3 separate regions of the Homo sapiens genome follow, and regions 1 and 2 are each linked to region 3. A link is a contact called in ENCODE Hi-C or POLR2A ChIA-PET data. All regions are on one chromosome and are shown on one strand. Each heading gives the region's core, a stretch centred on a gene start or an enhancer-like site at or near the end of the contact. The rest is flanking DNA. Distances are from core to core; before and after follow the strand shown.

Region 1 (3,654 bases), core at 1,056-3,555, 340 kb after region 3:
GGATTCTCCAAGGTCATTTGTTTCACAGGCTTGTTCTGAGGGCTGAATGTGGAGTGCGTATCCTGCTGTCAGTTGCTCAGTAGATGGGCTCTGCAATTATACACTGAGTCCCTTTCCCTGTCTTGGCATTAGAACTGTGCTTCAGTACTGCCGATAGTCTGCCCTGCTTGTTAATGTATTCAGAGGAGGATTTGAGTCACTTATCGATATGGACAGGTCTCCACTAAGCCAAACCCCAACGCAGCCAAGGCTGCGAGACAGCTCCCTCAGATAGCGGCCGCCGCCTCCTCGGCCTCCTGCTCCTCCAGTGTATCAAAGCATGCTGGATATGACCAGGAGGCCAAGCGAAACCTGTCTGTGTTTGGCCTCTCTGACGGGCTATCTGTCCCCAGCCCTGTATGAGAGCTGGACTCGCTGTGGTGGTTTGGGATTGTCATTTGTTCTCATGCCTGTGGTACACTGTGGCTTTGGGTCTACCACAACTGTCTTTCATGGATGTGGGTTCCTCCCACAGGTTGGGATTGCCCTGAAGCCCTTCCTGCCCCAGCTGCAGACCACTTTCACCAAAGCCCTGCAGGACTCCAACCGGGGGGTGCGCCTGAAGGCCGCAGATGCTCTGGGGAAGCTCATTTCCATCCACATTAAGGTGGACCCCCTCTTCACAGAGCTGCTCAATGGCATCCGCGCCATGGAGGACCCAGGTGTCAGGTACGGCGCTGGCAAGGGAGCACTGTGGCCTCCAGGAGGCCAGGGGTTGCTGTGGGCCGAGCCTGCGCTGGCAGGAGGGGTGGTGGTGGAGGCACCCAGGGCTTAAGGCGGTGCATTGCTTCTGCAGGGACACCATGCTGCAGGCCCTGAGGTTTGTGATTCAGGGAGCAGGGGCCAAAGTGGATGCCGTCATCCGGAAAAACATCGTCTCACTCCTGCTGAGCATGCTGGGACACGATGAGGTACGGCTGCAGGCAGGACTAGTGGCAGCACTGGACCACTGGTTTCCCTCCTCCTCCTTAGGTTGAGTTCTTCACTTTGTGTTAGAACCAGTACAGCTCAGTAGTAATAAGCATTCCTGACATTTCTATCACCCTGTATGCTTCACCAACATTTCCTCGGGTTTCAAGGGAAACGGGGCAGGTATTGTGGATATATTGGTTATTTCCGTTTGTTTGTTTGTTTTTTGGCTGAGTCTTGCTGTGTCACCCAGGCCGGAGTGAAGTGGCACAATCTCGGCTCACTGCAGCCTCCGCCTCCTATCAAGCGATTCTCCTGCCTCGGTCTCCCGAGTAGCTGGGATTACAGGTGTCCGCCACCATACCCAGCTAATACTTGTACTTTTAGTAGAGATAGGGTTTCACCATGTTGGTCAGTCTGGTCTCAAACTCCTGACCTCAGGTGATCCACCCGCCTCGGGCTCCGAAAGTGCTGGGATTAACAGGCATGAGCCACCGCGCCCGGCCGGTTATTTCTATTTTATAGATGAGGCAAGTAAGCTTTGTAGAGACCCAGACCTCTCACCTATTTGCTCTCTGATCTTAAAGAAGTCACTTTCTCTGTCTGCCTCTCATTTCCACTTTTGTAAAATGAAGAGGTTTATTTATTGTTTTGTGAAACATTTGCCGAGCTAAAGGGCCTATCCCAGAGGTGCATAGACCTCGTGGTCACAGACCTCAAGAAACTTAGTGTGTAGTGGGATAAATGGTCTCCAGGGTGTGTCCCGGTGGCAAGTCTTAGAGGTCTATTTTCGAGGGTGAGACTTGTCTGGGCCATACCCAGCAAGTAGTAGAGTCCAAACCAGAAGCCCTGGACTCCTGGTTCTGTCCCAGTTCCATCAGCCTCACCTAGTCTGGAAGCATCTGTCAAATATTTGGCTGCGAGCACTGTGGGGCCAGTAGGGAGTTGAGTCTATGGAGAAGAGTTTTCTGTTCCCTTTTCAGACAGCCCTCTGTTGTGGTCTAATTTACTTTGTAGGGCCAATCTAGGAGGAGAGGGCCTTTGGGCTCACATGGTTTTACACGTCATTGACACACACACACACCCACACACACTCCTCCTGCCCACACCTGCAACACACACACTTGCTGCTGCACTTCCCATGGCTCCAAAGGCCTAGTTCTGGTCCCCAGGCGCCAGCTGTCGGACTCCAGCCCCAGCCTTCTCTGTGGGGACAGACAGGAAAGTCTGCTGTCTTGGTCACAGTCTTTCAGGGCTTCTACAGAGTCATGTGTACAGTGCAAGCAAAAGTTAGTATTGAAACATATTTGCATTTTACCACAGTGCAGCTTAAAATAGATGAAGTTGGAGAGAGTCGGTGTCAGAGCCAGCTTTAGCTTGGCACCTGGGCTTCTGCTTCGAGCTCAGAGGCCCAAACTGCTGGCAGTCCATTCTCTTACCCTCTGAACCTCCACTCAGATTGAAGGTGGCAGTTCAGGGTGCCAGCCTGGCATTAGCTTTTTGGGTTATTGAGTCCCTGGTTGGTGGTTTGTTTTGGGGACATGTTGAGTTGGCACCTGTAATAAGGAACATAACTTAAAATCCTCTCTTGGTATTCCATAGTTAGCTGGCCAGGGAGGAGCACGGAGCCGCTCGCGTACCTGGCTCTGATTTGAACAGGAAGTGCTTGCCTTTCCTTATCTTCCTTGGCTTGATTAGTGGCTTTAGTTTGACTTCCTAGGATGAACCCAAGTAATTTCGGTGGCAGTGGGGCACTCATGCAGTAGGGAGATAGCAGGAGTCATTCTGGCCACAAGATGACACAAACTCTGTGGGAGAAAGGAGCTCAGAGTGGCCGTCTCTAGCCGGCTTCCCTGGTGGCTGGGGGCAGGTGCCTCCCCTCCTGCCCCTCCCGCCCCTCCCTGCCTCACAGGGCTGTTGATAGTAATTGAGATAATAAATATGAAACATTCAGCCTTCCTAAGAAGAAAGATGCTATGTAAATACAGTTATTACTGCTATTACAAGGATGATTACCATATGCATACACACTGGGGTTTTCTATAATTAAGTGAAGTGCTGGCTGTGTAATGTTTAACTCCATACCAGTGGCAGCCCAATCTGGCAGGGGAGCACGAGTGCCTACAGGAAGGACTGGATCTTGAGTCTCTGAGTTGGCTTTTCCACCTTCTTTGTTGCTGTCCATCCTGGGCTCTAGAGCTGCCTGCCTTGGTTCCCACACAGCTGGTGTTGTTCCCTGCACCCCCTCACTCCCTTCTCTTCCCTGTCAGGACAACACTCGCATCTCCTCAGCCGGGTGCCTAGGGGAACTGTGTGCCTTTTTGACTGAAGAGGAGCTTAGTGCCGTTCTACAGCAGTGCTTGCTGGGTAAGTACACTGGAGAGTTCCCCTTCAGGGACCTGGGCCTCTCAGCCCTAGCGAAGAGTCGACGGGCATCTCCCTCCCTCCCTCAGAGGATCTTTTAGCAACTGGACTGTCCTTTCCTTGGGAATCCAGCAGTTAAAGCAAAATCCAGGCCAGGGGTGGTGGCACTCACCTGTAGTCCCAGCTACTCAGGAGGCTGAGGTGGGAGGATCAGTTGAGCCCAAGAGTTGAAGGTTGCAGTGAGCCTTGATCACGCCCCTGCACTCTAGCCTGGGCGACAGAGCGAGGCCCTGTCTCTAAAACAAACAAACAATACTGAATTTGCAGTGGTCCCGTAGCCCT
Region 2 (3,252 bases), core at 377-2,876, 300 kb after region 3:
AGTCAGGTCTGCAAAAACCTGGGCCAGAGTGATCTGGCCAACAGCTTAGCTGTTGTGGGAATAAATTCATTCCTGTAGGGAACATAAGGTTAGGGAAATGGGACTTGGGAGATGTGTGGAGACAGAGCAGTAATGGCTGTGGAGCTACGACATGAGCTGTAATTATAGCTGATTGGGTAATTGGTGCTGTCTCGGAGGTTTTCTTGTGTTAAGGCAGCTGAGAAGCTCTTGTGGAGTCTGGCAGGCTCTACTCCCCCACCAAGAGACACAAAAACTACTGGTTTCTATCCTGGCAGAAAAGGAACAGTTGAATTTTAAATATGTGTTTAATATTCTACGTTGCCTTAGGAGTGTCTGCCACTAATTGGTGATTTGAAGAGTCGTTTGACTCATAAATCGCAACATCCCATTAATGAGCTACAACTGTTAGTCATTTCCTGGTTTTAGAAAAATTTTTAGCTAAATTTTGAAAAGGAAATAGACTAATGTAATTCAAAAATAGATACAAGAGGGTCTACATTGAAAATTATACCCCTGCTTTGATCTCTGGCTACCCAGTTCCTCGGCTATAGATAACCAATTTTATTAGCTTCTTCTGTAGCCTTGATATTTTATATATATGCAAGTAAATACCTGTATATGTTTGTTCTGTACCTTTTTTACACAAATGGTAGTGTGCCTGCCGTATGTACTGTGCTTTCTAGACCTGGAAATGAGTCCATATCAGTATATAATGAACTTCATCATTCTTTTTTTTTTTTTTTTTTTTGAGATGGAGTTTCGTTCTTATTGCTCAGGCTGGAGTGCAGTGGCATGATCTCAGCCCACCGCAACCTCTCCCCCTGGGTTCAAGCGGTTCTCTTGCCTCAGCCTCCTGAGTAGCTGGGATTACAGGCATGTGCCACTACCACCAGGCTAATTTTGTTTTTGTTTTTTTTTTTCTTAGTAGAGATGGGGTTTCTCCATGTTGGTCAGGCTGGTCTCGAACTCCCGACCTCAGGTGATCCACCTGCCTCGGCCTCCCAAAGTGCTGGGATTACAGGCATGAGCCACCATGCCCGGCCTCTTTTTATAACTCCATAGTAATTTGTTGTTGTTGTTGTTGTTGAGACAGGATCTCACTCTGTTGCCCAGGCTGGAGTGCAGTGACACAGTCATGGCTCACTGCAGCCTCGACCTCCCTGGTCTCAGGTGGTCCTCCCACCTCAGCTTCCTGAGTAGCTGGGACTACAGGTGCACACCACCACATCTGGCTAATTTTTGTATTTTTTTTTAAGAGACGGGGGTTTCACCATGTTGCCCAGGCTGACCTTGAACTCCTGGGCTTAAGCAATTCTCCTGCCTCAGCCTCCAAAAGTGTTGGTGTTACAGACATGAGCCATCGTGCCTGGCCTTAGTAATTTTTTTTTTTTTTTTTTGAGACAGAGTCTCGCTCTGTCGCCCAGGCTGGAGTGCAGTGGCGCGATCTCAGCTCACTGCAAGCTCCGCCTCCCGGGTTCACGCCATTCTCCTGCCTCAGCCTCCTGAGTAGCTGGGACTACAGGTGCATGCCGCCACGCCTGGCTAATTTTTTGTATTTTTAGAAGAGATGGGGTTTCACAGTGTTAGCCAGGCTGGTCTTGGTCTCCTGACCTCATGATCCGCCCACCTTGGCCTCCCAAAGTGCTGGGATTACATGCGTGAGCCACCGGATCAGGCATTTTTTTTTTTTTTTTTTTTTGAGACAGTCTCACTCTGTTGCCCAGGCTGGAGTGCAGTGGTGCAATCTCTGCTCATTGCAACCTCCACCTCCCGGGTTCAAGCAATTCTCCTGCCTCAGCCTCTTTGAGTAGCTGGGACTACAGGTGCACACCACCACACCTGGCTAATTTTTGTATTTTTAGTACAGACGGGGTTTTACTATGTTGGCCAGGCTGGTCTCGAACTCCTGACTTCAGGTGACCTGCCTGCTTTGGCCTCCCAGAGTGCTGGGATTACAGGCGTGAGCCACTGTGCCTGGCCGTAATTTTTAATTATTAAAAAAAAATAGGCTGGGGCCGGACACGGTGGCTCACGCCTGTAATCCCAGCACTTTGGGAGGCCGAGGCGGGCAGATCATGAGGTCGAGATCGAGACTATCCTGGCCAACATGGTGAAACCCTGTCTCTAATAAAAATACAAAAATAAGCTGGGCGTGGTAGCAGGTGCCTGTAATCCCAGCTACTCGGGAGGCTGAGGCAGGAGAATCTCTTGAACCCAAGAGGCGGAGGTTGCAGTAAGCCGAGATTGCACCATTGTATTCCAGCCTGGGTGACAGAGCAAGACTCCGTCTCAAAACAACAACAACAACAACGAAAACAAAATACATAGGCCTGGCATGGTGGCTCATGCCTGTAATCCTAGCACCTTGAGAGGCTGAAGTGGACTGATCACTTGAGGTCAGGAGTTCAGAATTATCCTGGCCAACATGGTGAAACCTCGTCTCTACTAAAAATAGAAAAAAAAAAATTAGCCAGGCTTGCTGGTGGGCTTCTGTAATCCCAGCTACTCAGGAGGCTGAGGCAGGAGAATTAGTTGAACCTGGGAGGCGGAGGGTGTAGTGAGCCAAGACTGCACCACTGCACTGTAGCCTGGGCAACATAGCGAGACTCTGTCTCAAAAAAAGTAAAAATAGGCTAGGTGCGGTGGCTCACGCCTGTAATCCTAGCACTTTGGGAGACCGAGGCAGGTGGATCACCTGTGGTCAGGAGTTCAAGTCCAACCTGGCCAACCTGGTGAAACCCCGTCTCTACTAAAAATACAAAATTTGGCCTGGTGCAGTGGCTCACGCCTGTAATCCCAACACTTAGGGAGGCTGAGGCAGGTGGATCACGAGGCCAGGAGATCGAGACCATCCTGGCTAACATGGTGAAACCCAGTCTCTACTAAAAAATATAAAAAAATTAGCGGGTGCCTGTCGTCCCAGCTACTCGAGAGGCCGAGGCAGGAGAATGGTGTGAACCTGGGAGGCGGAGCTTGCAGTAAGCCCTGAGATCGTGCCACTGCACTCCAGCCTGGGCGACAGAGCGTGACTGTCTCTCAAAAAAAAAAATATATATATATATATGTGTGTGTGTGTGTGTGTGTGTGTGTGTGTGTGTATATATGTGTATATATGTATATGTATATATATGTGTATATATGTGTATATGTGTGTATATTATATATAAAATAAATAAAAATAGTATATACTTTACTGATTCCAAAATACATGTGTGCATAAGCAAAAAAAAA
Region 3 (3,252 bases), core at 39-2,538:
TCTCACTCTGTCACCCAGGCTGAAGTGCAGTGGCATGATCTCGGCTCACTGCAACCTTCGCCTCCCGGGCTCAAGCAATTCTCCTGCCTCAGCCTCCCGCGTAACTGGGATTATAGGAACACGCCACCACGCCCAGCTAATTTTTGTATTTTTAGTAGAAACGGGGTTTCCCCATGTTGCCCAGGCTAGTCTCGAACTACTGACCTCAAGTGATCCTCCCGCCTTGGCCTCTCAAAGTGTTGGGATTACAGGCGTGAGCCACCGCACCCAGCCTGAACAATCTTTAGGTTAGGAGTATTCCAGCCGGGCGCCGGGCTCAAGCCGGTAATCCAACACTTTGGGAGGCCAAGGCTGGAGGATCGGTTGAGCCCAGGAGTTCGAGACCAGCCTCTCTACAAAAAAAATAGAAAATAAACTAGCTGGACGCAGCGCAGACCCCTCACGGCGCCCCGAGGTGGGAGGATCACCTGAGTCCAGCGAGATCGAGACTGCAGTGAGCCGTGTTCGCGCCATTGCACTCCAGCCTGAGCAACAGAATAAGACCCTGTATCAAAAACAAACAAAAAGTCTTCTGGTGCAAGGCCTCACTGTAAGGTCCCTGGGTTCAATGCTCCGCGTTCTGGGATGTGAATGTGGAAAAGTAAGTGCCAAGGTGGGTGTCTACCTGAGCTCCATAAGGACTCAGTACTTAGGATGGGAGCATGGCTCTGGGTTCCATTCCTGACCCCTCTGTGGCCTCAGACTCTGCCCGGGAGAGGATGAAAAGCACAAGTCGGATGCACTCTATAGTGATCGCTGTGATACTCATTAAGAGTCTTACTCCCTCGACTCCGACAAACTCAAGGCCAAGCTATGGAGTCCATCTCATGCTGACACCGTCAGTTCTGAGCAACTGTAAAATGGGGACAGGGTGGCCCGGGGGCCTACTGACCTGAGGTGGGGGCCGCGACAGCCCGGCCGCTGCGGGGTCAGCCTGCGGTCTCCGCCTGACTCCAGCTCTCCTGCGCCCCGCAGGCCCTGGGCGCTACCCACGTCAGTGAGTGCTCACAAGTCTGTGAGGTAGGCGGCGCCACAGAGAGAAACTGAGGCGCGGGAGCCCAAGCCACTTGTCCAGCGCCTCAGCCGAGCGCGAACCGCGCTCGGGGATGGCATCCACACGGCCCGGCCCCAGGCTCTCCCTGTCAGCGCCCGAAGGCCCTTCGCACCTCCAGGGGGCGCCGGCCTGCGCGCACGCGCAATGGTCGCAGCCGCGTTCTCTTTAAGAGGACTCCTTTTGCCTCCGCCGACCCCTTCGCTTCCGCTCCGCGTTCCCACAATGCAGTGCGGCTGAGCGCCTCGGAGCCCGCGGGGACGCTGCGGGGGGACCCGTGCTGAGGCGGCGGCGGCGACGTGGGCTGCGGCGGGCCCGCGGCGTCGGGCGGTGCGGATGTCGGGCTGGGCGGACGAGCGCGGCGGCGAGGGCGACGGGCGCATCTACGTGGGGAACCTTCCGACCGACGTGCGCGAGAAGGACTTGGAGGACCTGTTCTACAAGTACGGCCGCATCCGCGAGATCGAGCTCAAGAACCGGCACGGCCTCGTGCCCTTCGCCTTCGTGCGCTTCGAGGACCCCCGGTGAGGCCCCCGCGCCCCTGCCCTCTCCTCCTCGGTGCCTGAGGCCCCCGCCTTCCCTGCTGTCCCCTCCCCCAGGGCTCCCCTCCCCCCGGCCTCCCCTCCCCCCGCCTCCGCGCAGACCCCTCACGGCGCCCCCTCACGGGTGGAGGATGAGGCAGCCTCTCCTCGCAGGCCCGGGCCGTCCTTCGCGCCGTCGTCACTTCCTTTATTTTTATTATTCCAATATTTTACTTAGAAACCCAAAAGCTGAGCCTTTGGAGGGCCCAAGCCCGCCTGCACCGGCCTCGGGGGGTCCAAATGAGCCTTGTCCGCCTCCTGCCTGGGGCAGCACCGTAGGGGGAAGCGGCCGCGGGGCAGCGCGGGGGTCGCCGTTCGCCCTTCCCGCTCGCCTCTCCCCCGGCCCGTGCTCGCCGTGGCTGGAGAGCAAGCTGCAGGGTCGCGGATGCCGCTGGAGGTCGTGGAGGGATCTCTGGTGGAATAGCTCGCCGTTCGCGCGCCCCGCCCCGCAGGCCAGGGCCCGGGCTTTGTAAAGGGATCACGGATTCGGGAAAACTTCTAAAACAGCCGGAGTGGGGCTCTGATTTCACTTCCCTCCTTTGATGAGGGAGGCTTGGCGAGATGCTAAAGGTTCCAGGGATTTGGAAACTCTAGATTCCTAACCCCGCTCTAAGGAGTGCTTGTGATTTTGCAAACAGCGTCGGCCCTCAGGCCGGAAAAAGCCCAGGAACTTTCAAAACTGTGGTTGGTGGTGGTTAGCAGCTGCGGCGCTGACCTGGTCACTCCACTCCGGCCAAATAAGAGCCCGCACCCTGTTTTCCTAGCATCATTTGCTCCCGGGGAACGCGGAATGTTCGTAGGGTGTCCGACCTACCTGGGGTGGACGTATTGATAGGGCAAGGGGAGCATCTGAGGAAGGGCAGGCAGGAAGCACCGCGAGGCGTTGATGGCTGAAGAGTCGACTCTGACAGCTCATCCCTAGTATCTCCTCATTTGCCTCAAAACCGGAACTGGGCATTTTTACCCCTAAGCCGGAGAAGGCTATGCCTCGCTTATTTAGTAACCGTGCCATTGTGGTTTTTCAACAGTTGCTATGGGTCAAGTGCCATGGTGTGTATTTAGCTTTTTTTCTTTCCTTCTTATTTTTTTAGATTGATAAATTAGGGGTTTCACCATGTTGCTCAGGCTGGTCTGGAACTCCTGAGCTCAGGTGATTCTCCCGTCTCAGCGGATCAAATTGTTAGGATTACAGGCGTGAGCAACCCGCCCAGCCTGTATTTAGTATTTTTAACAATTTATGAGGTGTAGGTACTATTTTTTTTTTTTTTTTGAGACAGGTCTTCACTCTTGTTGCCCAGGCTGGAGTGCTGTGGTGCGATCCCGGCCCACCGCAACCTCCGCCACCTGAGTTCAAGCGATTCTCCCGCTTCAGCTTCCCAGTAGCTGGGATTACAGGCGCCCGCCATCATGCCTGGCTGATTTTTCTATGTTCAGCAGATACGGGGTTTCTCCATGTTGGCCAGGTTTGTCTTGAACTCCTAACCTCAAGTGATCCACCCACCTCAGCCTCCCAAAATGCTGAGGTTACAGGCCTGAGCCACCACGCCAGGCCGGGATCAATGGATTTGAACTCCCTCTTCT

What was found. A loop is a pair of places that touch in the nucleus more often than their neighbours do. ChIA-PET counts read pairs that join two places held with the same protein, here RNA polymerase II (POLR2A). Pooled maps may share reads with other maps.
Region 1: a pooled map shows a loop between it and region 3 (3-fold over the local background). The contact joins the enhancer-like site here to the promoter of SRSF9 in region 3. A Hi-C loop is called at or near these places in 2 of 50 pooled maps. POLR2A ChIA-PET finds 5 or more read pairs at or near these places in 3 of 52 experiments (BJ, T-cell and activated T-cell).
Region 2: a pooled map shows a loop between it and region 3 (5-fold over the local background). The contact joins the enhancer-like site here to the promoter of SRSF9 in region 3. A Hi-C loop is called at or near these places in 2 of 50 pooled maps. POLR2A ChIA-PET finds 5 or more read pairs at or near these places in 4 of 52 experiments (A673, H1, HEK293 and 1 more).

The regions. Positions count from the first base shown.
Region 1 is chr12:120,131,587-120,135,240 of GRCh38, reverse strand. GCN1 (GCN1 activator of EIF2AK4) reads left to right here. Exons shown (of 58, transcript NM_006836.2): 52 at 515-708; 53 at 836-950; 54 at 3,219-3,315. Among named protein-coding and RNA genes, the nearest start is that of RAB35-AS1, 17 kb to the right of the region's middle. RefSeq lists enhancers at 1,934-2,133, 2,344-2,393. Within about 2 kb of position 2,305, at least 3 of the 41 ENCODE cell types and tissues checked have a DNase peak (open chromatin) inside an H3K27ac peak, as active enhancers do.
Region 2 is chr12:120,164,870-120,168,121 of GRCh38, reverse strand. The region is part of intron 16 of GCN1 (GCN1 activator of EIF2AK4); the gene reads left to right. Among named protein-coding and RNA genes, the nearest start is that of MIR4498, 11 kb to the right of the region's middle. RefSeq lists an enhancer at 1,141-1,190. Within about 2 kb of position 1,626, at least 3 of the 41 ENCODE cell types and tissues checked have a DNase peak (open chromatin) inside an H3K27ac peak, as active enhancers do.
Region 3 is chr12:120,467,784-120,471,035 of GRCh38, reverse strand. It overlaps SRSF9 (serine and arginine rich splicing factor 9), which reads left to right and starts at 1,288. Exons shown (of 4, transcript NM_003769.3): 1 at 1,288-1,614. The coding sequence starts at 1,427. It also overlaps a transcript of DYNLL1 not described here. RefSeq lists silencers at 1,330-1,629, 1,880-2,049.